Linked DNA regions of Mus musculus: all the other regions are linked to region 3. Evidence: chromatin loops called from intact Hi-C (ENCODE). Cell type or tissue: heart. All regions are shown on one strand.

The links. A loop is a pair of places that touch in the nucleus more often than their neighbours do. Peaks named below come from ENCODE experiments on the same cell type or tissue, not always from the same donor. Only the 100,000 strongest peaks of a DNase experiment are listed, where the experiment ranks them.
Region 1: a loop joins it to region 3, with 3 times the contacts of the local background. A loop is called at or near these places in 5 of 42 quality-filtered maps.
Region 2: it touches region 3 in a loop (7-fold over the local background); 21 of 42 quality-filtered maps call a loop at or near these places.
Region 4: it touches region 3 in a loop (2.1-fold over the local background); 3 of 42 quality-filtered maps call a loop at or near these places.
Region 5: it touches region 3 in a loop (2.2-fold over the local background); 2 of 42 quality-filtered maps call a loop at or near these places.
Region 6: a loop joins it to region 3, with 3 times the contacts of the local background. A loop is called at or near these places in 8 of 42 quality-filtered maps.
Region 7: a loop joins it to region 3, with 2.6 times the contacts of the local background. A loop is called at or near these places in 7 of 42 quality-filtered maps.

What each region holds. Positions count from the first base shown.
Region 1 is chr4:141,680,490-141,684,489 of GRCm38, reverse strand. It overlaps Ddi2 (DNA-damage inducible protein 2), which reads left to right. Exons shown (of 10, transcript NM_001017966.2): 10 at 1-927. Rsc1a1 (regulatory solute carrier protein, family 1, member 1) reads left to right here. Exons shown (of 1, transcript NM_023544.5): 1 at 1-927. The coding sequence ends at 639. Among named protein-coding and RNA genes, the nearest start is that of Rsc1a1, 3.2 kb to the left of the region's middle. In heart, no CTCF peak of the experiment used is centred here; DNase peaks (open chromatin) are centred at 1,459 and 2,489; H3K4me3 peaks cover 250 bases; H3K27ac peaks cover 618 bases.
Region 2 is chr4:141,851,376-141,855,375 of GRCm38, reverse strand. All of the region lies in intron 1 of Gm35034 (a long non-coding RNA gene), which reads right to left. Among named protein-coding and RNA genes, the nearest start is that of Gm35034, 5.0 kb to the right of the region's middle. In heart, a CTCF peak has its summit at 1,668 (motif pointing right); no DNase peak of the experiment used is centred here.
Region 3 is chr4:141,615,323-141,619,322 of GRCm38, reverse strand. It overlaps Tmem82 (transmembrane protein 82), which reads left to right and starts at 690. Exons shown (of 6, transcript NM_145987.2): 1 at 690-1,424; 2 at 1,611-1,683; 3 at 1,854-2,028; 4 at 2,702-3,119. The coding sequence starts at 1,337. It overlaps Slc25a34 (solute carrier family 25, member 34), which reads left to right. Exons shown (of 5, transcript NM_001013780.1): 5 at 1-499. It overlaps AI507597 (expressed sequence AI507597), which reads right to left. Exons shown (of 3, transcript NR_033566.1): 3 at 3,719-4,000. In heart, CTCF peaks have their summits at 625 (motif pointing left) and 1,869; DNase peaks (open chromatin) are centred at 272, 622, 1,232, 1,852 and 1 weaker place; H3K4me3 peaks cover 1,761 bases; H3K27ac peaks cover 1,387 bases.
Region 4 is chr4:141,700,176-141,704,175 of GRCm38, reverse strand. It overlaps Ddi2 (DNA-damage inducible protein 2), which reads left to right. Exons shown (of 10, transcript NM_001017966.2): 5 at 937-1,064. Among named protein-coding and RNA genes, the nearest start is that of Rsc1a1, 16 kb to the right of the region's middle. In heart, a CTCF peak has its summit at 1,890 (motif pointing right); no DNase peak of the experiment used is centred here.
Region 5 is chr4:141,718,466-141,722,465 of GRCm38, reverse strand. All of the region lies in intron 1 of Ddi2 (DNA-damage inducible protein 2), which reads left to right. Among named protein-coding and RNA genes, the nearest start is that of Ddi2, 3.0 kb to the left of the region's middle. In heart, a CTCF peak has its summit at 2,364 (motif pointing left); no DNase peak of the experiment used is centred here; H3K4me3 peaks cover 1,850 bases; H3K27ac peaks cover 96 bases.
Region 6 is chr4:141,956,245-141,960,244 of GRCm38, reverse strand. It overlaps Fhad1 (forkhead-associated (FHA) phosphopeptide binding domain 1), which reads left to right. Exons shown (of 32, transcript NM_177868.4): 10 at 2,563-2,670. Among named protein-coding and RNA genes, the nearest start is that of Fhad1os1, 25 kb to the left of the region's middle. In heart, a CTCF peak has its summit at 1,861 (motif pointing right); DNase peaks (open chromatin) are centred at 1,394, 1,864 and 2,424; H3K27ac peaks cover 1,244 bases.
Region 7 is chr4:141,789,167-141,793,166 of GRCm38, reverse strand. It overlaps Dnajc16 (DnaJ heat shock protein family (Hsp40) member C16), which reads left to right and starts at 2,523. Exons shown (of 15, transcript NM_172338.2): 1 at 2,523-2,577. In heart, a CTCF peak has its summit at 2,252; DNase peaks (open chromatin) are centred at 1,466 and 2,416; H3K4me3 peaks cover 1,952 bases; H3K27ac peaks cover 1,887 bases.

The DNA.
Region 1 (4,000 bases), 65 kb before region 3:
GCTGAGAGCCAACCAAGTGTTTCAGACCTTTCAGGAAGAAGGGTCCAAAGTGTGCATTTGACCCCTAGTGACCAGTACTCACAAGGCTCCTGTCACCAGGCCACCTCTGAATCAGGAAAGACAGAAATCGTAGGAACTGCCCCTTGTGCTGCGGTAGAAGATGAAGCATCCACTAGCTTTGAAGGTCTGGGTGATGGCTTGTCACCTGACCGAGAAGATGTCCGCAGATCAACAGAGTCAGCCAGGAAGAGCTGTTCTGTCGCCATAACCTCAGCTAAACTGTCTGAGCAGTTGCCCTGCACCTCAGGGGTAGAAATAGCACCTGAACTTGCAGCAAGTGAGGGTGCCCACAGTCAGCCTTCAGAGCATGTGCATAATCCAGGCCCAGACAGGCCGGAGACCAGCAGTGTCTGCCCTGGAGCTGGGTTGCCCCGTAGTGGATTGGACCAACCTCCCACACAGTCCTTGTCCACCCCCTCCGTTCTTCCACCGTTCATCTTTCCTGCTGCAGATGTTGACAGGATTCTTGGTGCCGGCTTCACTCTGCAGGAAGCGCTCGGGGCTCTGCATCGAGTTGGTGGGAATGCAGACCTTGCCCTTCTTGTTTTGTTAGCAAAGAACATTGTAGTCCCAACATAATTGTGGGAAGTGGGCTAGGCCACACGTCATTCCTTTTGAAAAAGCCCTTTTCACACAAATATACTACACACACACACACACAATGTGTAGAAAATCTGCAAGCAAAATGTTGAGCCAGATTTTTTTTTTGCCGGCCAAAGTAATTTATGATCTTTTGTCTGAATTTGTCTATTCTACTTGTTAACATTTGGGCCTTTTAAATGTATTGGCAGTGTGTGCATACAAAGCTTTTTATTCTCATGACGATGATGTATTCTGGAATAAAGCAGATGGTTTTGTGTATAGCATACCATTTTAGAATGAGTGAGTGCTTTGAAAGCAGGAGTCATGAGGAACCTGCCATCTACGGAGCTAGGACAGATCAGCTGCCCGCCGTGGCTCTGGCTGTGCTGTGTGCAGGGGATGGCTTTTAACAGGAAGCTGGAGAAGATAATAACTTCTAGAGTTGTATGTTTTGAGAAGGAGAAGATAATAACTTCTAGAGTTGTATGTTTTGATTTGTGTGCTCAGGGTTGACATTTAAGTAGGGCGAGCGGGAGGGCTTACACCTTGGGCTACCTTGTTTGTACATCATAGGTTGCTGCATGGACTGATTGCCAAATACCTTCATGACCATGGGAAGGGTGTGGGGAAATTCACATTAGCGTGAAACCTGGTGCTACTTGTATTTTAAAAGGGAAAGGAAAAAATCGCGATCATAATTCCATTTGTAAATGTCAAGGACTGAGCTAAAGATAATGGCTTAGACAGACACTGGCGTGTACTAGAGACAGGGTCGAGGCGTCTCACTGACACCCCAGCCCTCCCAGTGATCAGGGCTGACCGCCAGGAGCCTGCTGGCTGTGCAGACTCTGTTAGGAAGACTTCTGCTAGGAAGTTCTTCTCATGCTCAGTCGGAGCTGAGTGAGACAGCGAGCAAGTGCTGGGAGAGCCTTTTGTCCCTGGCCCCTCTCTCGGTACTTGTTTGTGAGCGCCCCTCATGGCGGTGGAAATACAATGGAAGTTCTGACAACAGTGGCCTTGGTGCAGTCTTCATCCCTTTCTTTCCTCAGGAGTTTCCTTTCTAAGCAGGATCCATGTTTGTGTTCATCAAGTTGAGCTAGAGTGGGGCAGAATGTGTAGCTGTGTTTGTTGTGGCCTTTTTAGTGTAAGCCCTCGCCTTGCAAGTCTCTGTCCGTGGGCCCCACTGTGCAATAATCACTCTGGATAGGTTTGAAAGAATCCTTTCCTGGAATATAAACTGTTGTCTTAGGTGTCTGGCAGGAATCTGTAATCTTACTTTTCTTGAAAAGGATTTTAAGGATAATTCCAGGTTCCAGGTTGAGAGTTTATTAAAATGAAAGTATTAAAATCGAATTCTGAACTTAGCATTAACTGACTTTGCCTAAAAGTCACTATCATTCTCCCCCCCCCCCCTTTCAAGGCTTGGTTTTATTCATCAAAATTGAAGTCATCGAGCACAGACGGGTTCATATCTCAGGAGTTTTTGAAACTTTAGGGGCACTTACAGGGGTTTCTGTTCTTTGGTCTTGTTCTTTTTTACCACTTGTTTGTGTGCCGAGACTCACTTCAGTGACACGATGGCAAGTCACACTGAGTACCATGATCCTTTCTGGATTTAGGGAAACGTGGCTGGATGGCCTTGTGGTTCACAGCTCTCCATCAGGCCCTCTGAGCATCAGGCTAGCCGGGCTGTCTTTGAGAAAATCTTTCAGATGAGCACGGCCTGTCTATCTTTTGCCTGTTCTACACCAAAGATGTCTGTGTGATTCGCTAGGAAATTGCTCCCAGGATTCTGTCACCCAGCTTAGAGCCATGTCTGAAGCAAGAACAGGAAGTGCAGTGAAGCCTGGTGTTGGCTTGGGGGTGGGGGTGACGTTCTGAGTCACAAATCCTTGGAGCCACAGGGTGGGGTGGATAAAAGAAAGTACTGATGGCAGACTCCTCCCAGAAGGCCTTTGTGAGCAGACGAAATTGGCATGCAAAGGCAGTGGTGTGGCCCAACGACTCTCCCATGTGGAAGTTTGGGAAGTGGCCCTAGCTAAAATATAGAGTACCAGTCTGGAAAAGATTTCATTACGATAGCTTTTGATGTATGTACTTGTATGCTATTTTTAGAAGCAGTTTGATAAATCAGTGATTATACAGGTGTTGCTCTTAGGAGTACTTTGAATAAGTTGGACTCACTTGCCAAATACTTTGTTCTTTTGGTTGTTATTTTCTTTGCAACAAATAGTTGCTTTTGATTTTTAAGATCTGTGAATAATAAATAAAATCAAAAGTCCAGGCAAGCTGACATACCGTTCATTCTAGGAGGCAAGTGATATTTGAGGTCAAGGCCAGCTACATTAGTGACACCCTGTCTTAAAAAGTACATTTAAAAAAAAAAAAACAATCTTTTGTCTGAAGTTTGGATGAAGTTAGGGATTCGTTAGGAATTGATTGGCTTAAACTGAACAATTCTAGAACAGAAGGCGTTGAGGAACATCACATTAGTGGTACTTTGGAGTCAGCTTTCACTTAAGTCACTGTAGGAGTAAGATCACATCAGTGTGAACCCAGTGTTGATCCTGTCAGATCCCAACTGTAACAGCAAGGGCAGCTCCTCGGCCAGACCACTGTCAGGGCGTTCTGTGGTGACTGCTTTCCTCCAGCAGTGGTCTCCATTTATGCACCAAAGGATTTTCTTGTAAAGCTCACACTCAAGCTGAAGGGCTGGAGATACGGCCGCTTCCAGATGTGCTAGTTCAGCCCTCTGCAGCAGCCGATGTCTGCATCTGGCGGGCTGAGCTTCAGATGTCGACGGGTCGGGATGAGAGTAGGAACTTGGCGAAGGAAGCTTTAGTAGACGGTCAGGAATGTGTGAGACCTTCTGCCTCGAAGCCTGCTCCCTCTGATTATCTCCAGAGGCAGGAAAGGGGAGAGACAGCCCAAAACAGTACTTTGGCAAGAGGGTGCCTAGGAATGGTGTAGGGGACCTGGTGTCGTGGATTTTATGACTAGCTTGTGTAGCATCTGCCTGTTTGTCCCTCTCTACAGCTTTCTATCTCTAGGTAAAGCCATAAAAATTTGTCTCAACTTTTCAGCTCATGTCTATAAATAAATACTAAGCTATCTCAAATATAAGGTTATTGATAACTATTTTACATAGGTTGAAAAGCTTTTCTGTCTACAGAGACCGCACGTCTGGTGGCTTTTCTTCCTACTATGTATATAATAAACTGCCTTGCAAACAGCAGGACAAGAGTGTAAGGCAAAGTTTCATTTTGTTTTGTGGGTTTTTTTTGAGACAGGATCTCGCCATAGCCCAGGAGGGCCTCAGCCTTTAGAATACTAGGATTACAGGTGCACACAACTATGC
Region 2 (4,000 bases), 240 kb before region 3:
AGCAGCCAGAGCCCAGAGTCCCCATCGCTGACACCTGTTCCTTTCTCAGGCCCTTGCTCCACTTCCTCCCCCAAAACCTTAGCATTGCTTCTCTGGAGGCCAAGGACATCACCTGGTCACACCCCACCATCCCCACACATCTTTTGTGGTTACTTTTCCATCACAGCTGCTGGAAGTCTGTGAGTCTTGCAGCGCGGCAAGACTTGCCATGAGATCTCAGATCCCGAGAGTCACACTGTGGGCCCTGGAAATGAGGGCTACGGTGGCACAGAATGGAGCACTGTGACATTCTCAGTGCCTCCAGTTTATTTGAACGTGGGATCAGCAAAGGAGGAGAAACCTTATTTCCTGAGTCCTATCCGGCTTCCACCTAGAATAGATCTCATGTCCTGCAGAGCTCCAGCCAGGCATCAATCACCCTTGTTGGTATCAGGACCTCCAAAAACAGTGACACCACATAGGCAGGACCCGAACACGTGTTGCCAAGACAACACTATATTCCCAGAATCCACTTGGCTCAACCACCCACCTTTAACTGTCACTATATCATCACCCATATATAAAGAAAGGCCCCCCTGATATCTCTCTCTCCCCCCTCCCCTTTTCTTTCCCCTGCCACCTTGCCCCTCTCTCTCCCAATAAACCTCAAATGCAACTCTTTGGCCTGGTGTAGTCCCTCTGAAGCCGCGCAACGTTCCAGATCATAACCCAGGAATCTTTATGCAGGGGAGCTGCGGAGTCCAGGCAGCCATCACACCCAGTGCAATGGTAAAGCCGCCACTGCCACCAGAGAACCAACTCCATGTGGATGGCTGCCACAGCCATCACTGCCTGAAGCCACTGCTACACCACATGGATTTCCACTACTGCCGCGCTGCAAGACTCACAGACTTCTACCACATGAGCTGTGCTGCCCTGGTCCACCCTGTGGGGCTAGCTTCTGCTGGGCCCGTACCAACCACTCAGTTCCACGTTTCCATTTACCAGTTTGCTAGAATTCTTGCACAGATAACGCAATATTGATTGTTAAGGTCAGTCAGCAGGAGGGCCCCTAATTTCCCAGATAGAGCCTGGCTAGCTTTTTCTGGGGGCTAAAGGGTTAGCATTTTACAGCCTCGCTTCCCAGCTGACATACCAGTTAGGACATAGACCCCTTGGGGGACCATTTCCCTTGAAAGTGGCTCTCATCCCCCCCACCCCCCACCCCCCGTGAGCTCTTGCAGCCATTTAAGGAACCCCTGGGCCCAGAGTAGAGCCCTTTCTGGAAAGTCCTGGACTTACTGTGTAGCCTCTAGCGGGGCCCTAGTGACGACTTGGGCCTCTAGCCTGGCTTACTTCTTTTTGGTTATTGAATTCTTTTAAGGACACCAGTACAATTAATCCAATAACACACACACACACACACCATAGGTGCTGCGATGTCTTTGAATGTACCTCCAGGCATCCCACTAGGATGTCTCCTAGAAAATCTCAAACCTTTGAAGCTAACACCTGACTTGAAGGCACCAAGATTAATATACCTCTGCAATAAGGTCTGGATTCAGTACCAATTAGATAATAGTTCCAAATGCCACTTAATGCGACCCTAGATCCAACTTCTCTCCAATCCCTCCATTGCTCCTCTTGTTCCCCAACCCAACTTCTCTTAGCCATGAAACCTACACAACGTCCACCAGATGGCGCTACAACGCTAGATCCAGCTAATGAACTACCTCCTTTCCATCAGAGACCTGTTTCCACGCCGCTGAAATCCCAAACTGCTTGCTGCCTCAGTTTCTCCTTCCCACCAGGATACCCCAGAGCCTACTAGCTCGACCTCTCCAGATGCCCCCTCCTGTGCCAGCCGCAGGTCACTCCAATCAACCTGAATTGGCACCTACCTTCACCCCTCCTATCATGCGCTCTAAGACCACAGCCAAACCCCCAAGTCCTTCTCCCCAGGGGACACCTGACCCAGCATCGCTCCTTCCTCTAAGAGATGTTGCTGGGGTAGATGGTTTTGTCAGAGTACATGTTCCTTTCTCGTTGAGTGAACTTTCTCAAATAGAGAGCAGACTGGGTTCCTCTAACTCCTCCACCTTTATTAAAGAGTTTCAATACATTACTCAATCTTATAGCTTGACCTTTCCACGATGTATGTTGGGAGCCGCCCCCACATTCGCCGTCACAAGATGGCGCTGACAGCTGTGTTCTAAGTGGTAAACAAATAATCTGCGCATGTACCAAAGGTATTTCTCCACCCCATGTACTCTGCTTTCCGACAACTCGGCCATGGGCTGCAGCCAATCAGGGAGTGATACGTCCTAGGCGAAGGATAACTCTCCTAAATAGGGACGGGGTTTCGCTTTCGTTTTTGGGGCTTGGGGCTTGCACTCTTGCTCCTGAAGATGTAAGCAATAAAGTTTTGCCGCAGAAGATTCTGGTTTGTTGTGTTCTTCCTGGCCGGTCGTGAGAAAGCATGCAAGAGTTGGTGCCGAAATCCGGGACGAGAAAATCCGGGAAGAAAAAACCCGGGACAAGAAAACTCGGGACGGGAGTTAACCATCACCGGCGCAAGGAAGATTCCTCATTCCGGAACCAGAACTGCGGGTCACGGTCATAAAGGTTCCCGTAAAACAGACTGTTGAGAAGGATTCAACTGCGTGAATTCAGAACTCTTCAGCTGGGGAACAGGGTACCCGTAAGTATAGCTTTACAAGGTAAGTCTGGCCTTGAACTTTCTAACGAAATTCAAGACAGTCTATCAGAAGTAAAGTGGGAAATAGCTTTACAAGGTACGCCTGGCCTTGAACTTTCTAACGAAATTCAAGACAGTCTATCAGAAGTAAAGTGGGAAATAGCTTTACAAGGTATGTTTGGCCTTGAACTTTTTCTAGTGTTAGGAGCCCTTTTGTTCCTTTTCACATGTTATCAAGCGGTTAAGGCAGGGCTAAAAATTCTGGACGGAGTTCAAGGCAATCTATCAGAAGTAAAGTGGGGAGAGAGAATAGGAGCAAAGAGAAAATATGGTACACAAACTAAGTATACAGGCCTTTCCAAGGGTCTTAAACCCAAGGAAAAGTTAAGGTCAGGTAAGAATACCTGGGGAGAGATTGGAAGGAAGGAGAAGAAAAAAGAAAAGAAAAAAGATCAATCAGCGGAGGTTTCTAGGAGAAGGAGCCTATACTCATCACTAGGTGAGTTCAAGGAGCCAGTTCTTAGTAGTTCTGAATCAGATGAAAAGGCTATTAGGGCCTGGAAGGCGCTCTCCCGAGCAGGTGAAGCCACTGGACAACTAACAAAGATCGTCCAGGGACCTCAGGAGTCCTTCTCAGATTTTGTGGCCAGAGAGACAGAGGCAGGCTCTTGCAGCCTACAAGGTCTTATTGTCCACCCTGGAGTTGTAGATCAGGATTATAAAGGGGAACTTCAGGTCCTCTGTTCTTGTCCTCAAGTTGTCTTTTCTATATCACAAGGGGACAGAATAGCTCAACTAATAATTTTGCCAAGCCTACATGGCTGTTTTTTCTTCCTCTGGTATTCCTAGAGCTGCCAGAGGGATTGGTTCTACTGAAAGTGATTCTGATTACTTAATAATGCCTTTAGATTGTTGTCAAATTTTATCTACTCATGTAGGGGTAAACCCTCGTGGCGTCAGGCCATTACAGGTCTGGCAAATGGATGTCACGCATATTTCCTCCTTTGGGAGAAATCAATATTTACATGTTTCTATTGACACCTGCTCTGGTGTAATGTTTGCCACACCTTTAACAGGTGAAAAAGCCTCACATGTGATTCAACATTGTCTTGAGGCATGGAGTGCTTGGGGGAAACCCAAACTCCTTAAGACTGATAATGGACCAGCTTATACATCTCAAAAATTCCAGCAGTTCTGCCGTCAGATGGACGTGACCCACCTGACTGGACTTCCATACAACCCTCAAGGACAGGGTATTGTTGAGCGTGCGCATCGCACCCTCAAAGCCTATCTTATAAAACAGAAGAGGGGAATTGAGGAGAC
Region 3 (4,000 bases):
TGGGGAGGGAGGAAAGGGAGGAAGAGGAGGAGGAGGAAGAGGAGGAGGAGGAGGACAGGGAGATGGAGACCCAGTTCTGTTGAATAGGACCCACACAGGGACTGCATATTACCGAGGGAGCTACCACGGCCTCCCTCTACAGTCCCTGAGGGGCTGGATTAGGGCGTCAGCAGCAGTCTTAGAGCGCTTGAGTCCAGGCTTCCTGTTTGTGTACGTCCGGGGGAGCTCAGGCCTAGGAAAGAGGGTGCCTGTCCATGTGGGTCACGGAGCAGAGCCACTGCAGGGCCAACGACACACTCCGAGCCCTCTCTCCAGACTGCAGGCACGCTCCACCACAGGGACAGGTGTGTAAGGCACCCAGTGGCCTTTCTCCTATGAAAGTGGACACTCGCTCTTGGCCAGGTAGCCTCAACCACCTTCCCCAACCACTTCCCAAGTGAGAAAAATTACTCCAGATGAACACTCCTGAACACTCCAATAAAGTTTTATATTTTGTAAACTTTGGCAATTGCCCTCTGCTTCCCTGTCCCTGCCCCGCCCCGCCCCGCCCCAAACCCTCAATCTCAAGCCTTTTATTTCTAGGAAGGACCCAAAAAGCAGTGCCCGCCCGCCCAGGTGAAGCCTGCCACCTAGTGGACGGAAGGAGAACAGTATGACCCCAAGAAAGACTGCGCTCAACCGGAGTCTTTTTTTTTTTTTTTTTTTTTTCGAGACAGGGTTTCTTTGTGTAGCCCTGGCTATCCTGGAACTCACTCTGTAGACCAGGCTGGCCTCGAACTCAGAAATCCGCCTGCCTCTGCCTCCCGAGTGCTGGGATTAAAGGTGTGCGCCACCACGCCCAGCTTCAACCTAAGTCTTAAGGGGATTCCAAACCCTTCTTTCCCTGTGGCTTGTAGAAGCTAAACTACTAATTTTCAGAAGCCCGAAGAGACAGAGCGCTGCGGGGAGCAGCTCTGCTTTGGGAACTTGAGAGGGCCAAGTCACACTTCAGGTTGAGTGCGGGCCACACCTGAGAGGGGGAAGGCCAGGTGAGCTGGCCGAAGAGGGACTTCCGGAAGGCATGGTGGCCTTGAAGTCTAGCGGGGACAGACCAGAACCAGTTAACTGCTTTGCCCTTGAGACCTGAATGGGAAGCCACCAGCAGCTGCGAGCTGACAGTGCCACTGAATCCAGCAACCTGGAAGATCTAAGGCAGCTGTCTCCCCGGCCCCGCCCCCAGGCCTTTGACCCTTTCCTAGTCCCTCCCCTGTCCTCTAGAGACACCTTTGACCAGTGATATCATTGGGTTTGTCCCAGCGCGGACCCGGTCGGAGGCTGAGGGTTCCTGGAGGCTGCCATGTTCTCCCTGCCTTCCCTCTCCTCCTGGCTCCCCAGCCTCCCTTCCTTTGAGTGGGGTTCCAGTCTCTTCGACAGCCTTCTGCAAGGTGAGCGCCTCTGGGATGCACACCTGCCCCTCCCCGCCACGTCCCTCCCGCGGGTGGGCGGAGTGCAAGGTGGGCCCCACATCCACGTGGGGGTCTCGGCTCCTGGCTGCCCCCTGAGCTCACCCTGCCTCCTCCCCGACAACACTAACGCCCCCCCCCCTTCACCCTCTCCTTTGTCTGGCTCAGGCTTGATCGGGGCCCTTGGAGTCTCGGTTCTCAACAGTCTCCTGAAAGTTTATTTCTTCGTGGCCTGTGTCAAGTGAGTGTCCACGTCGGTCCCACCCACCTTGCCCAGGCAGTTGGTCCCTGAGCGGAGTCTGGTCTCTCTTGGAGAGAGCCGAGAGAGTTGAGCTGGAGCCCTGGCAACTCTCCCACGGGACAGGACCCCGTGATCCTGTCTTTCAGCCGGCACCCATTCTGCCCCCACAGTGACCCCCAGCGGCAGCCCCAAAAGCAGCGGCTGAGCGCGCAATGGGCCTCGTTGGAGATGCTGCATCTGGCTGGTCTGACCCTGTTCCTGACCTTGATAGGGTCCCGGGTAGCCGCCCTCGTCGTCTTGGAGTTCTCGCTCCGGGCTGTGTCCACTCTGCTGTCTCTGGGCAAGGTGAGACGACAGCGTGGGGCCACTCTGGGCCACTTTCATCCTCTGGATTGGGAAATAGAGCCTAGTGACCCCACCCCCACTTTCAGATGGAAACCATAGATTTTAGTTTGTTGCCTGGCAGTACGAGACAGACCCAACACACACACACACACACACACACACACACACACACACACACACACACAATCACACCCGTGTAAATGTCGGTTCTGTGAGCTGGGAGTGTGGATCAGTTGGTAGAGTGCTTGCCTGGCATGCTCACACAAAGCCCTGGATTTGATCCCCTGCACCGTGTAAACCCAGGCCTGGTGACAACCTTGCCTGAAGGATGAGAAGTTCAGGGCCATCCTTGACTATTGGGTCTGGGGCTAGCCTGGAACACATGAGATCCAAAAACAAAAGGCTTGTTCTGCTGAGCTTTTTGACCGGCCCTGGCTAAGTTCCTTTGAGGGCTTTGGCCCATTTTGTCCGGACAGCTGTAATAATTAAGGGTCTTCTTGGATCTCCACCAGTGTGGCAACTGACGCTCAAAGGAGCACACGGTTTGCCTGTGAAGTCGGGTCTTCAAGGCCCAGACCCATCACCCTCTAGCCAACCGGATGAACAAGAGAAACCACCCTCCTGATGCCAGCCTCCCGCCATGTGGCCTACGCTGGGCTCTCTTCCCCTGCAGGGTTCCGGGAACAAGGAAAGGCTCCAGCTTTTCCTGGTGTGTCAGTTCTCCCTGGGCTGTGGGCTAAGCTGTGGCCTGAGCTTCCTCCAGGAAGGTGCCCCACACCGCTCCCTGAACCTGCTGCTGAGCCTGGGGCTGGCTGTACTCCTTGCCCTGGGTGCCCGGCGCCTAACCCGCCACATCTGCAGCCTCTATGAACTGCACAGCAGCCAGCGCTACTGTGGGGTCTGCTTGGGCCTGCTGGCCAGCCAGCACGGCATGCCCAGGCTCCTGAGCCGCACTCTGACAGTGGCCTTTGCTGTGAGTGATCTGGCGGCAGTGGCTCTCATCAACAAGGACTTCCTGAGCTCCTCAGAGGCCGTGCGATTCTGGACCCCGCTCACCATCTGTTACACACTGTTGGTCATCTACATGCAGGGTGAGAGCCCCAGAACTGGGGTCCCTTCCATTGCCCACACTCCCCTTGTCATCCCAGCCATCCAGTCCGGGGACAGGACTTAGACTCTACCATGGGCTTCTTAGAGCAGTGATGTCATATAGGAACCCATCACATAGGAACCCTGAAGACCTGGTACCTGGGTTGGTCTTGAGGACTAGGTAAGGTGAAAGGGATTGTGGGTCAAAGCACAGAGTGAAGGTGTGGCCATGCACCACTGCGTGTGGTTTAGGGTTGTCCCCCCAAGGACCATAGGGATTATAGTCAAGGCTGGCTATAAATTCAGAAAGGCCCGTTCCAGAGCCCTGGCCAACCAAGCTGGGCAGGGTCCTATGCAGGAGAGAGTGGCTGGTCAGATCTGGCCACTAGGAAGAGGCACCTGGCTGCAGAATGGGAGTTAGTCGCAAGTGGAGGAGCAGGGAAGGGTGGTCCAAGCGGTAAGAACAGTAGCTGTGAAGACCCTGAGGCAGGGATAGACTTGGCAGTCTCTGTGTACGAAATGAGGAACCAGGACTGCTGTCTTTCTAAGGAAGGGGAACACAGATCGGATGAGGATGGAGAGACGGGACCAAGTCAAGTTTGACTGTGGAAAACAAGACTTCCATTAGAGTTCTCTAAAAGCAGAGGGATGGTGTCATCTTATTGGTGTGTTTAGGTCGCTTTAGATGGTCAGTAGAGCTTGGTCGGGAACAAAACTCAGGCGCCTTGATGAGTGAGCTTCGGCAAGAGGGGAAGGTGGCTGGGACCAGGATGGAACAAGAGAGAGACTGGCAGAAGCCAACTGAGCTGCGGATGATTCAAACTGACAGGCAGAAAGGGGGAGAACCTTAGATTCCTGCCATCGACTGGCAGGGCTCTGTCCT
Region 4 (4,000 bases), 85 kb before region 3:
ACATTTTTATTACAGTTATTTGTTGGGGGTGTGTATGCGCGTGTGTGACAGTCAGAAGACAACTTGCTGGAATTAGATCTCTCCTTTTTCCTTGTGGAACCTGGGGACAGAACAACCTTTTCACAGGGGTCACATACTTACATTATGATAATGTAAAATGGTAGCAAAATTGCACTTACGAAGTATCAACAAAATAATTTTATGATTGAGGGTCACCATACATGAGGAACTTCATTAGGAAGGTTGAAACCACTCTCTTAAACTCTACCCAGCTACCTCTGCCGCTTAAGGTTGGTATTATGAAGGTCACCATCCAGCAATGCATTGTTTAAAAGAAAATATTAGCTGTAAGTTCTGGCACATTCCTTTAATTCCAGAACTCAGAAGGTAGAGGCAGACAGATCTCATGAGTTTGAGGCTAACATGCTATTCAGAGCAAGTTCCAGGACAGCCAGAGCTACAGAGAAACCCTGTTTCAAAAAAAAAAAATCCGAAAATAAAGGAGCATTCTTGCAGGGTATAGTGGTATATATTATATAATCCCAACACTGGAGAGGCTGAGATGAGAGGGTTACAAGTTCAAGTACAACCTGGGCTGTATACTAAGAACCTGTCTCAAGTAGTATTCATGAAATTTCAATATTTGGTAAGATAAAAAGGGCAATGACCTTGCTTTCTAGGAGTTTTTCCATCTTGAGCTTTTAAAGAAGAATAATTTAACTTGAGGATGGTTGTTATGCTGTGTTAGGTGGTCTCCAACCTGTGTCTCATTGTCCACTGCTGAGTCACCTATTCACCTATGAGGGAACATAGAATCAATTTCCATTCTGTGACTCTGCTGTCCCAGTTCGGGGAAAACCCACTTTCACATGAGTTCCTTCGTGGTGTTCTTTCCTGGGAGCGGGGCTTCCAGTGTCATGCTCTGGCTTGTTGCAGGCAGCAGAACATCGAGGAGAACATGACGATAGCTATGGAGGAGGCCCCGGAGAGCTTCGGCCAGGTCGCCATGCTGTACATCAACTGCAGAGTGAACGGGCATCCTGTGAAAGCCTTTGTCGACTCAGGTGACAGACGGCAGGGAAGGGGAGCCCCATGACTTAGACAGACACTGAGGTTTTCAGTCTGTGTTGGTAGCAGAGACCTTTGCCCAGTCATTTCTTACCAGGGTTTGTATTTGAGTAGCTCTGTCTTCTACTGTTACTGGTGGTCACTTAACCAAAGAACTGAAAAGAGAAGCTTAAACAGAAGGAGATACCGTTGTGCTTGGGTTGGGTGGGAGTGAGTATTGCTCTTACAGAGGCGTGGATTCAGTTCCCAGCACCCACGTCCCACAGCTGATACCGATTAATGCCAGCTCCAGGGACTATGATGCCCTCTACTTGCGTCCGTGTGCACCTGTATTCCATTATCCCCTCCCCTGTACATGAATGTAATTAAAAAGTAAGCTCTCTTAAAATAATAAAGTAAAAAGGTTGACAGTGAGCCAAATGAGGAACAGTCAGAATTCGGGGCCCTCGCTGCTGTTGGAGGCTGCTTTCTGTGAGGCTCAACAGAAGGGTTGTTTACTAAGGGGATGGTCTGAGTGGTTCTCTGTTTTGATAAATTATGTTCTTTGGGCTCACAACTGTCTGACTTTAACCTCAGGGGATTTGATGCTCTCTTCTGGCTTTGGTGGGCACCAGGCTCACGTGTGCTGCACAGGCACACATGCAAGCAAAACATATAACATTAGACAGGAAGGAAAGAGCAGGCAGGCGAGGAGATTTGGTTTGCCACTTAAGCTTCAGGTGGCTCATGTGCTAAGTGGCATCTATTTTTAATGATAACTCTACTTTTCTTCAAATCATTTAACTATTTATTCATTTGTTATGTTTTGCCTACAAGTATATCTATGCCCACAGAGGCCAGAAGAGGGTGTAAGAATACCTAGAGCTGAAGTTAATTACAATAGTGTGAGCCACAGTGTGGGTTCTGGGAATCAAGCAACAAGTGCTCTGAGCTGCTGAGCCCTCTCTCCAGCCCCAGGTCTGCTTTTTTTTTTGTTTTTTTTTTAAGGTTTACTTCTTGGGGTTGGGTATTTAGCTCAGTGGTAGAGCGCTTGCCTAAGCAAGCGCAAAGCCCTGGGCTTGGTCCTCAGCTCTAAAGGGGGAAAAAAAAAAAGACAAAATAACAAAAAGCCTCTCCACACCCACACCCCCAAAAACGATTTACTTCTTTTCGTAACTGCGTAGTCTATTTGGATGTACGCCTGCATGGCAGAAATCAGCATCAGATCCCATTACAGATGGTTGTAAGCCACCGTGTAAGTGCTGGGAATTGAACTGAGGTCTTTTTTTTTTTTTTTAAGATTTATTTATTTGTTATATATAAGTACACTATAGCTGTTTTCAGACACACCAGAAGAGGGTATCAGATCTCATTACAGATGGTTGTGAACCACCATGTGGTTGCTGGGATTTGAACTCAGGACCTCTAGAAGAGCAGTCTGTGCTCTTAACCGCTGAGCCATCATCTCTCCAGCCCCAAACTCGGGTCTTTTGCAAGAGCAGCCCATGCTCTTAACCACCAAGCCATCTCTCCAGTCCCCAATTCTGCTTTTTAAATCCTTCAGTGTTAGTGCTTTAAGGGAATGTGGCTGAGTGGCCATGCTCATGTCTCTGGCCATCTCTCTGAGGCTGTGAGCAGCCTGACTGAAGTAGCTGGGTGTTGGGAACCTAACATCACAGTGTCAAGATACAAACTGACTGAGGACCTGTAACCTCTGAGCCATCTCTCCAACCCAAGTCTTCTTTTTTAAAAGTTGTGTATCTAGTGTTGTGTAACTTTGGGCTGAGTGCTTAAATGGTAAAGGTTCCTTTTGTGAGCTTCAGGAGGTGAATTTGAGAGACCAGATGGTTCTTACTATACACCTAGCACCATGCTAGATGCTCAGTGCATCTTACTGATCGTCCCTTTGTGCCATGATGTGTTCCTGTTTTGTGGGTGAGGACATGAAGTCCTAGAGAAATCAAGTCTTTGTTGCAAGGCATAGCACTGGTTAATGGAGAACCTCAGATTCAGCCTCAGCTGTGCTTGATGCCCAAGAATCCTTAGACACGGCACTTTGGGTGGGTGTGCTGGGTGTAGACATCACTGTCTCAGGGCTGGGCTACATAGGCACATTTCCAGGCGTGACCACTAGACTGCTCCATGGGCACAATATGTGGAGCTGTGTGCTAAGCCAGTGGTCAGTTTGTGGAGACTCAGAGAACAGAATTGCCTTCCCGATTTCCTAGACTCTTTCTGGGACTTTTGAACCTTAGTTTCCTCATAGGAGTTTTGACCACGCATGCGTGTGTGTGCACTCGCGCATATGTTGGTCAGGGTGGAACCCAGGGCCTTGCTTGCTAAGCAGACACCATCACCATTGTGTGATACCTCAGTCATTCTTTTCTCATGCCCAAGATCTGCTAATGCCCACAAGGTGCTGGTGCTTAATACCCACAATGCAGTGAATTCAGACAACAGGATTGGTTGGTGATTCTCAAGCCAGGCCTAAATACAGATGAACCTCAGAAAATGGGAGCAGGGAAGGGGTCCTTTCTAGCAGGCCAGAGGGAATAGGTACGCCTTCCTCCCACCTGAAAATGCTATCTAGATGTGATAAGACTGTAAGAGTGGAATGGGGTGTGGGCACATGTATTGGTAGAGAGGGCCTGGGTTTGATCCAGTACTCTGTAAGTTGAACACAATGGCACAGAACTTAGTCCCAGTACTGGGAGATAGAGGCAGGAGAATAAGAAATTTAAGGTCATCCACATCCTTCAGTGAGTTTGAAGCTAGCCTGGGCCCTGAGACCCTGCCAGAAGGAGGAAGAGATGGGGAATGTAAGGTTGAAGATGAACAGATCATGGTGGCCTGAGGCGGGGCACTGACATGTCAGGCTTGTGCACAGTGGGAGGCTTCGAGGGTTCTGGAGCAGGTAAGGAGCGATTTGAAGGTGATGGCTTAGGATGGCTGC
Region 5 (4,000 bases), 100 kb before region 3:
GGATTCGGCGGCCAGGAGTTCAGCCTTCTCATGTTTTAACAAGAAAATATATTCTCAAAATGCTTTGGTGTCCTTAGTAGACTTCATCAAACAATAGGTGGACTATTTTGTAACCTTTGCACTAAATCCCTTAAGATTCTAACCAAAGTGGCCCCCGCTGGGTGTAGTCTAAACACCAGAAAATTATAGACAGCTCCCAAGGCCCCAGAATGTAAATCTTGATTTCCTTCTGCAATTATGAAATAGTTCCAAAAACTGTTGCCCAACGACTGCCTGTTCTGTCCTGACTTACGGTAAACTCTGCGTGTCAATATTGTGTTCAGAAGTACCATTCCTTCACACAATGTGAACTTTAGAACCTTGGCATGCAGCTCTTTCTGGAAGGATCTATTTTAGGGAAGGAGGTGTCACTCACATACGCGGTCTGGCAAAAGTTGGGAATAAACAGTTCCCCCAATTTCCACAGAAAAATTAACCCACAAAAACCTAGGACCCCATTCCTGTTGGTCAGCCTCCTCATACAGGTAGCAGGGGCAAGCTAGGACCAGGGAGTTTGGGGGGCTGGGGGAGATTTGACTTTTTAGAGGATTGATTAATTGCTGGTTGTTGTTTGTTTTGTTTTTAAGGCAGGTCTCACTATATAAAACACTGGCTCCCATCTACACTCAGAGATCCCTGTTGACTTTGCCTCCCAAATGTTTGGAGTTAAGGCCTGAGCCATCACAACCAGCTGCTTTTGGTTTTTGTTTGTTTGCTTTGGTTTTTTTTGTTGTTGTTGTTGGGTTTTTTGTTGTTGTTGTTGTTTTTGAGACAAGGTCTCAACTGTGGGGTCAAGGCTAGTCTCAGACAGCAGCCCTCCTGCTTCAGGCTCCTGTACAGCTGGGATTACAAGAATACACTATCATGCCCAAGTTCAGTTTTCAGTTTTGAAGTTTTTTTTAAAAATTTTTTTCAATTTTTGTGTGTGTGTGTGTGTGTGTGTGTGTGTAGGGTGTTTTGATGACCCAAGTTATAATTGCCAGCTGATGGGGAGTAATTTTAAGTTGAATTTGTTGGTAGGACTTGAGGTCTACAGAGGGTGAAGCTGTTTCTCTGCTGTTTCTCTTCCTCCATCCTGTGTGCACGTCATCCTAGCTAGCACTACCGCTGTCTTACACGCTCCCTGCCCAGCCCATTGCACTCCGATGTCTGCAGAAAATGTTAAGTAAACTAAAGGGGATAGCAGGCTGAATCATAATTGTATGGTTAAGGAGGGTTCAGTCTTTAGTCTGGAGTTTGAAGGGTACCATTTGAACAATTAGGCTAGCTCTAAGTTCTTCTCTAAGTAAATTCGGTGTTGACTTTCTTCCCAACCCAAATTGGCATGCAGAAACCCGGATTCCCAACAGTGGTAAGCCTGTATTAAATAGCTGTAAACAGCACCCTGTTTTTCAGGTTAGTGCTGTTGGCTCTATGTAACCTGACAACTCAGTGTCTATTTTAAGAGCTGATTTTTAAGTGGGGGGTCACTTGTCTAGTTCACTGGCTAGCCCCCCTCAGGCAGGAACAGGATCCACCCCAGACACTTGAGTCACTTCCTTTCATTGGATCATGAAAGTAAACATGATAGTCTTTTGTTTTTTAAGTCCTAGTCTGTTTGTCTTGAGCTCCCTAACCAGTTTTTCTGTTTTGTCCCTTCCTCTCAGCTTTCATTCAGTCTGTTTACTTGAGTTTCTTCCATTCCGGTCTCTTGGCTTGGCTTCAGAGTCCCACTTTAATCACATGTGCAGGTGGAGATGGTTTCTGTTCTAATTTATTATTCTCATGTTATATCTACTATAGCCCCGTAAGTGAAGTGTTTTCCACCCTGCTCACAGCACCTTATACATAAATGCCTGTTTTATGTATTAGGCATGTGTGCGCACAGTCAGCTGTATGGTTCATAGCACGGTACACAACGTAGTATGGTACACAGCTAACAGGTATTACATATGTGCATATACATCAGTTACATTATATACATTAAGTAGTGATGTACATTATAAATAGATACAAAATAGAACTCAAGAAAAGGTCAGCTAAGCCGAGTGGTGGTGCACATCTTTAATCCCAGAACTCAGGAGGCAGAGGCCAGTAGATCTCTGAGTTCAAGGTGAGCCTGGTCTACAGGTCAAGTGCCTAGACAGCCAGGGATACACAGAGAAACCTGGGGGGCTTGGGAGGAGGATGAACTAGAATGAATGAAAATGGGGTTCGAGAGACAGATAACCATTAAGAGCACTTGCTGCTTTTATAGAGGCGTCTTACAGAGGTTTGATTCCCAGCACCCATACAGTGGCTCACAACCATCAGTAACTCTAGTTCCACAGGATTCAATGCCCTCTTGTGGCCTCTGTGGGCACCAGCTGTATAGACATGCAGGTAAAGTACACAGAAATAAGTGGACATTTTTCAAAAATTAAAAAATCAATGGAAATAAAAATGGCTGCGCTGTTTCCCTCCTGTATGTACCCTTGAGGGACTGTCCAGCGTGTGTCCCTCACAGGGGATGCTGGTTTGGAGCTCTATCTCTCAGCAGCAGCATATGTGCGCAAGTCACTTGGAGAAGGTGTGAGGTTTTTAACAGCTCTAGTCTGATTATAGTAGTTGTAATCTAATGACAATAAGTTTAGAATAGAAACCATCTTCACTTGTACTGCGATTAAAACAGAACCTGTTCTGTCTCAGAGCAAGTGTGGGCTTGGCAGCCAGGCAGGCTCATGGTGATGCTTTGATGCAGGCTCGGCTGGGCTGACCTCAAACAGTTATTAGGACTTAGTTTCGCATTAAATTAATGTCTTGATAGTTTTGAAACATAGTTTACTTCTGTAGGTGGTGTGGGAAAAAAGCCTGTACAGAGTAGAAGACCCTCAATGAAAGGCATGCTGAAGTAGCAGCTAACAGCAGTTAGCTGTGACCCTGGAAATGCTACTTTTGCACACAGCCTGAGTGTGGGTTACAAAAATGCTATTTTAAACCATGGAAAGTGGAAGTTTCTGTGGTGGCTAGTTTTGATGTGTTTATTTCCTTATGTATTTTTCTTTCCTGTTTTTTGTTTTTTTGGTTTCTTTCTTTCTTTCTTTCTTTCTTTCTTTCTTTCTTTCTTTCTTTCTTTCTGGTAAATGCTGAATAGCTATGCTAGAAAGGTTGTAACACAGAGAAGGATAAAGACTGCCACAGCTCACTTATTCCTCATAACCCAGGGATAACTTGCACATTGAGTGTTAGTTTGGTTTTGATTGTTTTTGTTTGATATTTGAGACTGAGAGTTCAAGGCCAGCCTGGACTCCATTTCAGGTCTCAGGACAGCTGAGCCTGCGCGGTAAGAACCTGTCTCAGGTTTTTGTTGGGGTGCTGAGCATGGTGACTCGCATTGTTAATCCCAGCACTTGAGAGGCAGGCTGAGGTGGAGCTGGAAGATCTAGGCTAGCCTGGTCTGTATAGGAAACCTTGTTTCAGAAAAATAAGATGTACTGGGTTAGGGGTAGCTCTGGTAGAGAGAGTGCTTGCCTGCTATGCATTAGATCCCCAGCACTTGTCAAAAGAGAAAACAGTTTAGCTCCCCAATCCCCAGTAAATGGAAGCTCTTTCAGATACCAAAAAATTCTGCTTTGGTTTGGTTTGCTTTGCTTTTCCAGACAGGGTTTCTCTGTGTAGCCCTGGCTGTCCTGGAACTCTGCAGACCAGGCTGGCCTCGAACTCCCAGAGATCTGCCTCCCGATTGCTGGGGTTAAGAGTGTGAGCCAAGCCGGGCGTGGTGGCGCACACCTTTAGTCCCAGCACTCCGGAGGTAGGGGCAGGCGGATTTCTGAGTTCGAGGCCAGCCTGGTCTACAGAGTGAGTTCCAGGACAGCCAGGGCTACACAGAGAAACCCTGTCTCAAAAAAACACAAACAAAAATAAAAAAAGTGTGTGAGCCACCACACTCTGCGATACTAGAAGACATTTGATGTCATGCTTAAGGGTGGAGTTGTATTAATGA
Region 6 (4,000 bases), 340 kb before region 3:
ACACCTCCCTCCACACTGACGCCCCAGAGGCACCCGCAATGCTGTCATACATTCAGTGTTCACACCCATGGGAGCTGCCTTCCCTACGTCCCTGGGTATCCATCCAGGATCCTTCTTCCTCTGCCTAAAATATATCCCTAAGGATTAAGTGTCTACTGATGGTAAAGTCTCTCGGGGGTACATGTGTGCATGCATGCATCTGTGTGTGTGTGTGTGTGTGTGTGTGTGTGTGTGTGTGTGTGTGTGTGTGAGAGAGAGAGAGAGAGAGAGAGAGAGAGAGAGAGAGAGAGAGACCCTCCTTTCTGCAACATACTTTAACGTGCATGGATTTCTCCATTGACTGATTTCCTTTAGCACTCTGTAGACCTATTGTTTTCCCAACTGTAAGTCTGTTACATAATTACTCTTACTACACAGTGGTTATTATGTAACCAATCTCCCTTGCCATTTGTTGAGATTTCCTTTCCCTTTGACTCGCAGCAACCGTGTAGCAACCTTGCCTGAGGTGGGCTCATTTTTCCTTACTTCCTTTGCATTCCTATGTGCTGCTTGCATCTTCCCCTTTATTTATTTTGTTTCATTTCATTTTTTTCCCATTAAGACTGGAGCCTGGGCTATGTACCGAACACAGAGAGAGGCTACTGCAGGCCTGTGACCACACTAGGTTTGTGGCCAGTTCTGCCTGTGACGGTCAGGGCTGTTTCTGGCATTGTGACAATCATTTCTGTCTGTTTTCTTAGCCCGCTCTATGATCTGAAAGCTGTTATGTCCATTTGACAGATGAAGACATGAGGTTTGAGGGAGCAACTCAGAGCAGAAACCATACACTCACTGAGGGGTAAAAACCAAGCTAGAAGCCTCATTTATGGGGCTCATCATTACGGCACTACCACTAGCCACATGTGACTATTGAAACTGAAATTAAATTCATTTCCAAATTCTCAATCCTCCATATTCATATTTAAAAATAAAATGGTATTTTTAAATTCAACTGAAAATCCACCTCCTCCACTGAGCCAGGATGTAAATTTAAAACCCAGTGTCCCTAAGCACTTGTCACATACATCCACACAGGGCCAGTCAGCAGGCAGCCCAGACTTTGGCCATCTAGGCCTTATGAGAGGAAGCTGATTCAGACCCTGTTGCTCATGTCTGAGTGGGTCTCAGCGGTACCATCAAGAATGTTCTAGAAGGAAATAGATCTGAGGCAAGGAGACCCAAGGTTACCAGTGCCCAGTCTGAGGTCTAATCCAGGGTAGGGACCTCTGAGGGCTGAATCCACTCCTAAGCATCTCTTCTCTGTGGCAATGACAGAAGGACAGGGCAGGCAGGACACTTGAGGGCCAGGGTGGAGCTGTGGCTGTGGCTGTGGCTGAGGCTGACTCTGAGGCTTTGGGCTGGGAACCAGGGCGGAGCAGGCCCAAGGCCAGACATTGAAGTCCCTCCCTCCTTAGAGCTGGGAGGACCTTCAGGGCGAGCAATAAAAACCAAAGCGGACTTCTCAGGCAGCCTGAGTGTGAGGGGCTCTTCGCTGCCCCACAGGGCTCTGGACAAAGTGCTGAAGGGTTTGGGGTGTGTATTTGTGGCACACTCCTCTCCAGACCCCAATAAGAGGCTCGTGAGTCTGCTTCAGCATGAAACACCTTCCTTTAAAGGTGTACCCCAACCTCTAATACAGGTTAGAGCCATGGTCCCCAGGGAAGTGGGACAGGAAGAGAAAGGGACCGATGTGGGAGAGAGAAGGAGGGGTAGCGAGGAGTGGGCGTGTTCTGAATACATTATAAACGTGTATGAACATGCCCATCCTGTCTAACATCTAATTTGGAAAAACTAGTTATGAACGGAGATGCAGTGCATCCAATGGCCAGCAGAGGGTAGAATTGAGCACTTTCCCCGCTTACAGGGAGGGAATGAGTAGCCACGCCCCAGACCCCCCATCCCTTTTGAATGCCTTCTGCAAGTTCCATCTCTTTGAAAGTCTTGCTTGGCTGACCTCCCTGAGTGGTCCCCACTAATGACGTATTCTGGACAGTATTCCTAATAACAATATTTACGAAGCCCCCCGTGGACTTAGGGTATGAGAATAATGGAGAAAGGTTTATCTTGCAGTTTTACTTGTGACAGCTAACACTAACACACACGTAGACGTTATAAAAATCTCACCACTTCTCCAAACACTCTTAACCCCATGGTAACTCGAGGCGGTCCTAGAAACATTGCCCTCCCCCACCCCCCAAAGACCGAGTCACAGACCAACAAAACAAGCCTCTGAAGTCACATGACCTATTAGGGACTGCCCTCGGATTCAGGCCTGGGGTAGGACTAACTCAGCCGGGCCCAGGGAGTAAAGCCTGGTGCTTGGCCCCAGGGGACGAAGCCTCATAAGCCAGCTTCCTCACCAGACTCACTTTTGCCCCCTGCCACGTGGGCTGCTGCTCCTGCACGTCCCTCTGGGACACCCCCGCCCCCAGGCCATTAAACCTCATGGAGGGCTCCCCCACAGACCGCCCGCCTCACGGCCGCATTAACAGCAGCCAGCACATGCTTTGGTCATCCTTTCAGGTCGAAGAGAAGCTTCAGGAAGATTCCAGAAGGAAATTGCTTCAGCTGCAAGAAATGGGGAACAGAGAGAACCTCATTAAAATCAATTTGGAAAGGGCAGTAGGCCAGGTAGGAGCGTTCCATGGCCCTCCTTGCTGGGTCTCCTACACCAGGCAGCCAAGTCTGGTGTCAGGATGGGGCGAGGTGGAGTGGGGCGTGATGCCTGGGTGTTCCACCCATCAACAGCTGGGATGTCCTCACTCCAATAGTGTGCTGTGACTGTGACCCAAGACCCTGGCCAGGCAGCCAACCCTGCCCCGGGGCTGCCTGTTCCCCCCTTCTTCCCCCTGGAGAGTTTCTCCTATTGCTTTCAGTGTAGGCATTTTCCCTGGTCTTTCCTCCCCCAAGAGCCCCCCGCAGAGTCTCAGTGGCCATAAGGAAATGCCTCTTTTTTTTAAGTAAGTGAGCTCTGAGTGTCCAAAGTCCATGCTAGACAGAGATGATCCTGGGAAGGGTAGTGAGAGTCCTCGCCTGGCTGGGCAGGAGGGCGCTTTTTCCATCGCTCTGGCCCAAGATGGCCAATGGGCCTTCCACTGTGCAGGATATAAAATGATGTAAGACTTTACCAAGGGCTTGGGGAGAGCCAATGAAAAGCCAAGCACAGAGGCCTTAAAAGCTCTCCAGGACAGCTACTCTGGATTCTCCCTGGGCATCTCTGCTGACACCCCACCTGATGGTGTTCAAGACACACTCTGTGTTCCGAGATGTTTGGCTTCTGTGTCTGGGGGTGGGGTGGGGAACGTCTACTATAACCACTTAGCAGGGTCTCAGAAGGGCTGTGAGTCACCTCAAAAATGCTAAGGACCATAATTCCATATTATCCCGCACCAAGTTCACACAATTTCTATTTCTTTTCTGATCTGAGCTGTAACCAGGTTGTATAAGCAGGCTTGGTCCCCGCACTCGGGACATGGAGAGGTATACTCACTCCATCAAGTGGTGCTGATCACTGGACAGCTGTTCAACTTATCATCAAATAGCACATTACAGCTGTGATTTCTCTAGTAGATCCTCAGTCCCTTGTCCCCTCACACAGTCCCTAGACTGCTCCTTCATCTCCATTGCTCTCTTATAGTCCCCCCTCCCCAAATATACCTGAACTGAGAGCATGGTCTGTGCTCCTTGTCCAAAGGCCTTCATGTCAGCTCCAAGCTGGGTCACCTAAAGGATCATGGGACAGCTCCGTGCATAGATTCCAGGGGGAGGGAGTCAGCCTTCCTCCTGCCTCCTGGCCTTCTCTTTACCTCAAGGCCAGGCCCAGCTGACGTTCTCAGCCCAGCCCATTGTCCCCAGCTCCCAGCACAGCATCTGAGAACCTGTCACCCTATCCCTCTCACTACAAGCAGTCACCTTGCATATAGGGCTTTCCCACCTAACCAACTTCTTGGCTAGTTTGACC
Region 7 (4,000 bases), 170 kb before region 3:
TCAAGTCCCTTGCTGGCTGTGGCTTTCTAACGCTGCGGCTAGTAAACCTCTTGCTGCCTGCTGTTTCAGGGCTATCGTGCCCTCAATCTAACCAAGCTCATTGGTTAGATCTCGCTCTCTTTCCCTCCTCAGCACCTCCCCCAGAGAAACTGCCAGGAATCTAATCCTATGTTCTCTCAGTTTTGTACCACTTATTTCCACGACTTAAAAAGTAATTGAAATAACTGGAGAGATGGCTCAGCGGTTAAGAACACCAACTGCTATTCTGAAGGTCATGAGTTCAAATCCCAGCAACCACATGGTGGTTCAACAACCATCTGTATTGAGAAATGACACCCTCTTCTGATGTCTGAAGACAGCTACAGTGTACTTACATGTAATAAATAAATAAATCTTTAAAAAAAGTAATTGAACAAGGTCTGAAGAGATGGATGGTTCAGGGTAAAGAGGACCAGCTGTTCTTCCAGAGGTCCTGAGTTCAAATCCCAGCCACCACATAGTGGTTTACAACCATCTGTAATGGGATCTGATTCCCTCTGTGCATGAAGACAGAGTGCTCATATATGCATTAACTAATTAAACACATTTTTAAAAAAGTAATTGGGCATTGTGCTAGCCCCTTACGCTATTCTCTCTGCTAGCCTTATGCCACATTCCTGACAGGGATATAGTTATTCCTTGATGACAGCTGTAGACATGTGTCAGGGATCTCACAGCGTGACCAGAACCAGAATAGACTCATAGCCAAGAATCCACCTTGGAATATGTCAAACGATAATATTACACTTGTTTCCTGATTTGGGCATCAGTCAACATTTCCTTCCATAAAATAGGATGTACACTCGGGAGGAGCAGCTGAGGTGAATTTACAAACAGGAAATCTGGGGAGAGCAGTAATGAGAAACTCAAAGGGGGTTAGTTGCCCCAAAGTAAAGGAGATTCACCACGTTGGCTAAAACTGGCTTGTTTGGGGATTTGGCAGTTATCCCTGCCACCTGATTTCTCAGACTGTTAAATAACCTAGTTTCAGCTTGGTAAAAATAAACATGAGTGAGTGCAAATTGGTCTGCTGGTGCCAGTGCAGAAAATCAATCCAAAACACAGGTATAGTATAGGTCACTCGAGCAGCAAAGCCTTAGGCACAGACCAATATTCAGCTCTGCGACAGCGCATTCGCCTAGCATGCACGAGAGGCGGGGGGGGGGGGGGGGATGACGATGATAGGCTTTAGCTTCATTTTTTATTTATTTTGCAACTAACTATTCAAATATTTACTGGCAGCTTGTACAAACCAAGGTCTGTGCAGACAGTGATACAATGCTGAACAAGAAAAGTGTGAGACTCTACCTGCAGGAGCTTACCTGAAAGAGCTCTACCTGAAAGAGCCCAAAGAACAACGATATACACTAAATGTATAGAAGAGAGAGCCAGGCATGGTAGTGCAGACTTTTAATCCCGGCACTCTTTGAGGAGGCAGAGGCAGGCAGATCTCCTGAGTTTGAGACCACCCTGATTCACCTAGTAAGTTCCAGGCCAGCGAGGATTACACGGTGAGACCCTGTCTCAAAAGCAAACAACAAAAACAGCATGCTAGGTAAGTGTTTTAGAAACCGATTACATAAGAACTCACTCAACACGAGGCATGGAATAGAAAATACATCAAGAGCCCTTGGTCACGGGCGCAAAAAAAAAAAAAAAAAATGTCAGCCTTATTCACCACGCCCTCTTCCCTCGGTTCTTTTGTTTGTTTGTTTGTTTGTTTGTTTGCTTGTTTGTTTGTTTTTTCAAGACAGGGTTTCTCTGTACAGTCCTGGCTGTCCTGGAACTCACTTTGTAGACCAGGCTGGCCTCGAACTCAAATATCCACCTGCCTCTGCCTCCCAAGTGCTGGGATTAAAGGCGTGCGCAACCACGCCCGTCTTTCCCTCAGTTCTTGTCCAAATTCCAGTCTAGAACATCCTTGGGTTGATGTACTGAATTTGGAGCCTTGGATTCTAAGCTTCGGGCAAGTCTTTGGCCCTCTCCGAACTTCAGTATATGAAGAGGTTGAACTAGGAAGAATCCCTAAGGTCGCCTCAAACGCTGACGCTCTAGGATTCTATGAATAGGGTCAAAGTGAACTGGGACCAGCGACTGCGTCCCCGTCCTAGCAACAGTTGCTAGATGTGGGCCATCTTCTGGCAACCAGTGGAAACCCCTCCCCGGTTCCGGGAGGTCTTCCTGGTATCCCGTGATGCATAGCGACTCCGCCTCGCTAGAAGGCACGTTCTGGCCTCGCTAGTCAAGAGCAAGCTTTCAGACCCAGCCAGAGAGCGCTCTCCGTTCCTATAGCAACTGCGCCAGATCCAGGTGCCTACGGTGACCGTCAAGGCCAAAATAGGTTCATCGCGTGTGCGGCCTAAACCGGTCTGTGCGCGCGTCGCAGGCGTGGGGTCTTTAAGTGACACGTGACTGCCCCGGGCCTGGGCCCCGCCTCCTTCCCCTCCCCAGGTTCTCTGGTGTGGACTGGAAGCGCCGGCCCCGGCGGATTCACTGGAGCACGGACGCTGCGGCCGGTTGGGCCGGTGCCCTTTCCCGGTAACTCCTTCCCGGCTTGACGCGCGAGCGTGGCGGGGCCTTGCAAGCTGGGGGATCTCCCGTCAGATCCTCCGCGTCCTCAGCCCGCGCTGGGCCCCGGGGGGCCCCGGGAGCCGACAGGAACCGGGGCGGCGGGGGAGGGGGCCGCCTCCCGGAAGGTCGTAACCCGGGCGGGCGCCCGAGTCGGGACTTGGTCCTGCGGAGCGTCTGGGGAGCCTCCGCCGCCTGCGCTTGGGGACGCCGAGGGCTACCTGTTGGCCAGCGCGTCCCCAATCCTGTGGCCGGCCCCCTGGAGCTGGAGAACGTCAGCCAAAAATTGTCCCCACCTCACCCACTCCCGCAGCAGACACTTCACCCACCCTGCCTGTGGATTCTGCTTAGTAAACCCCTTACCCACTTTACTGTACCCCATCCCCATAAAGATCCTGCTAGGTGCTGGTGTTCAGTCACACCCTATCAGCAAGAACACAGGTTTAGGTCCTAGAATGGTGGTGGACAGCCCCCCACCCCCGCAATCTGATCCCCAATCTGGGTGAGTTTAGCCAGTACCTCAGAACAGGCTGTCTTAAAAGAGAAACAGGAACTGGCTTGCTTGTGGATTTTACTTAGCATGTGTGCAGTTCTAAACAGTGGTCAACTGTTTATAAAGACTCCCAAGCAGGGTTTATGGCTTGCACTTGTCAAAATCCACCCCCCCTGAGTAAGGTGTCAGCCACTGAACCTTACTAAACACTGTGAGGTCAAGATAAATGGACCCATGAAACCAGCATATGGTATAAAAGATCACAGCCCCCTGTGTGAGTGTGTGTATCTCCAGGTCCACGCTATCTCCTTATCAACCAGCCAGGATTATTCCAAAACCCACACTGAGTTCTACCCCTCAGCTGAGTTGTAGTTTAAAACATTTTAAAGCCGTGCCTATTCTTCTAGTCTTTCCTGTTCTCTTTAGATAAGAAACTGGATTCTTAATAATAGCAGACTTCTGAATATTAATGCACAGTTATTTTAAGGTGTTTTACTTTCATGTCTATTTAGTGTCCAGAAATGCCACAATGATCCTAGAATGTAATTTAGTACATGAGAAATCATGATGAGTTTGTGAGCTAATTTGACCCGTTCTCAGCTACTCTGAAGCCAATTATTTTAAGTTTATTGTTATGATAGATGAAATGGTGCATTTGAGATATCCTCTCCTGGATATCCTAGATATATTCTCAGAGTCACCACTTGTTTCAGAGCATTCATTTCCAGTAATTTTAAAAGGACTTTTCTAATCTATTAATCTATTATGACTTGTCTTTTTTTTTTTAATTCATAATAGTTCTTGTGTGTGATATTCAAAAATAGTGGTCTTTTTTGTTTTAAAGATAGGGTCAACTAGATTGACACATTCCCTCTTAAAAAAAAAAAATCTCGTGTTTAG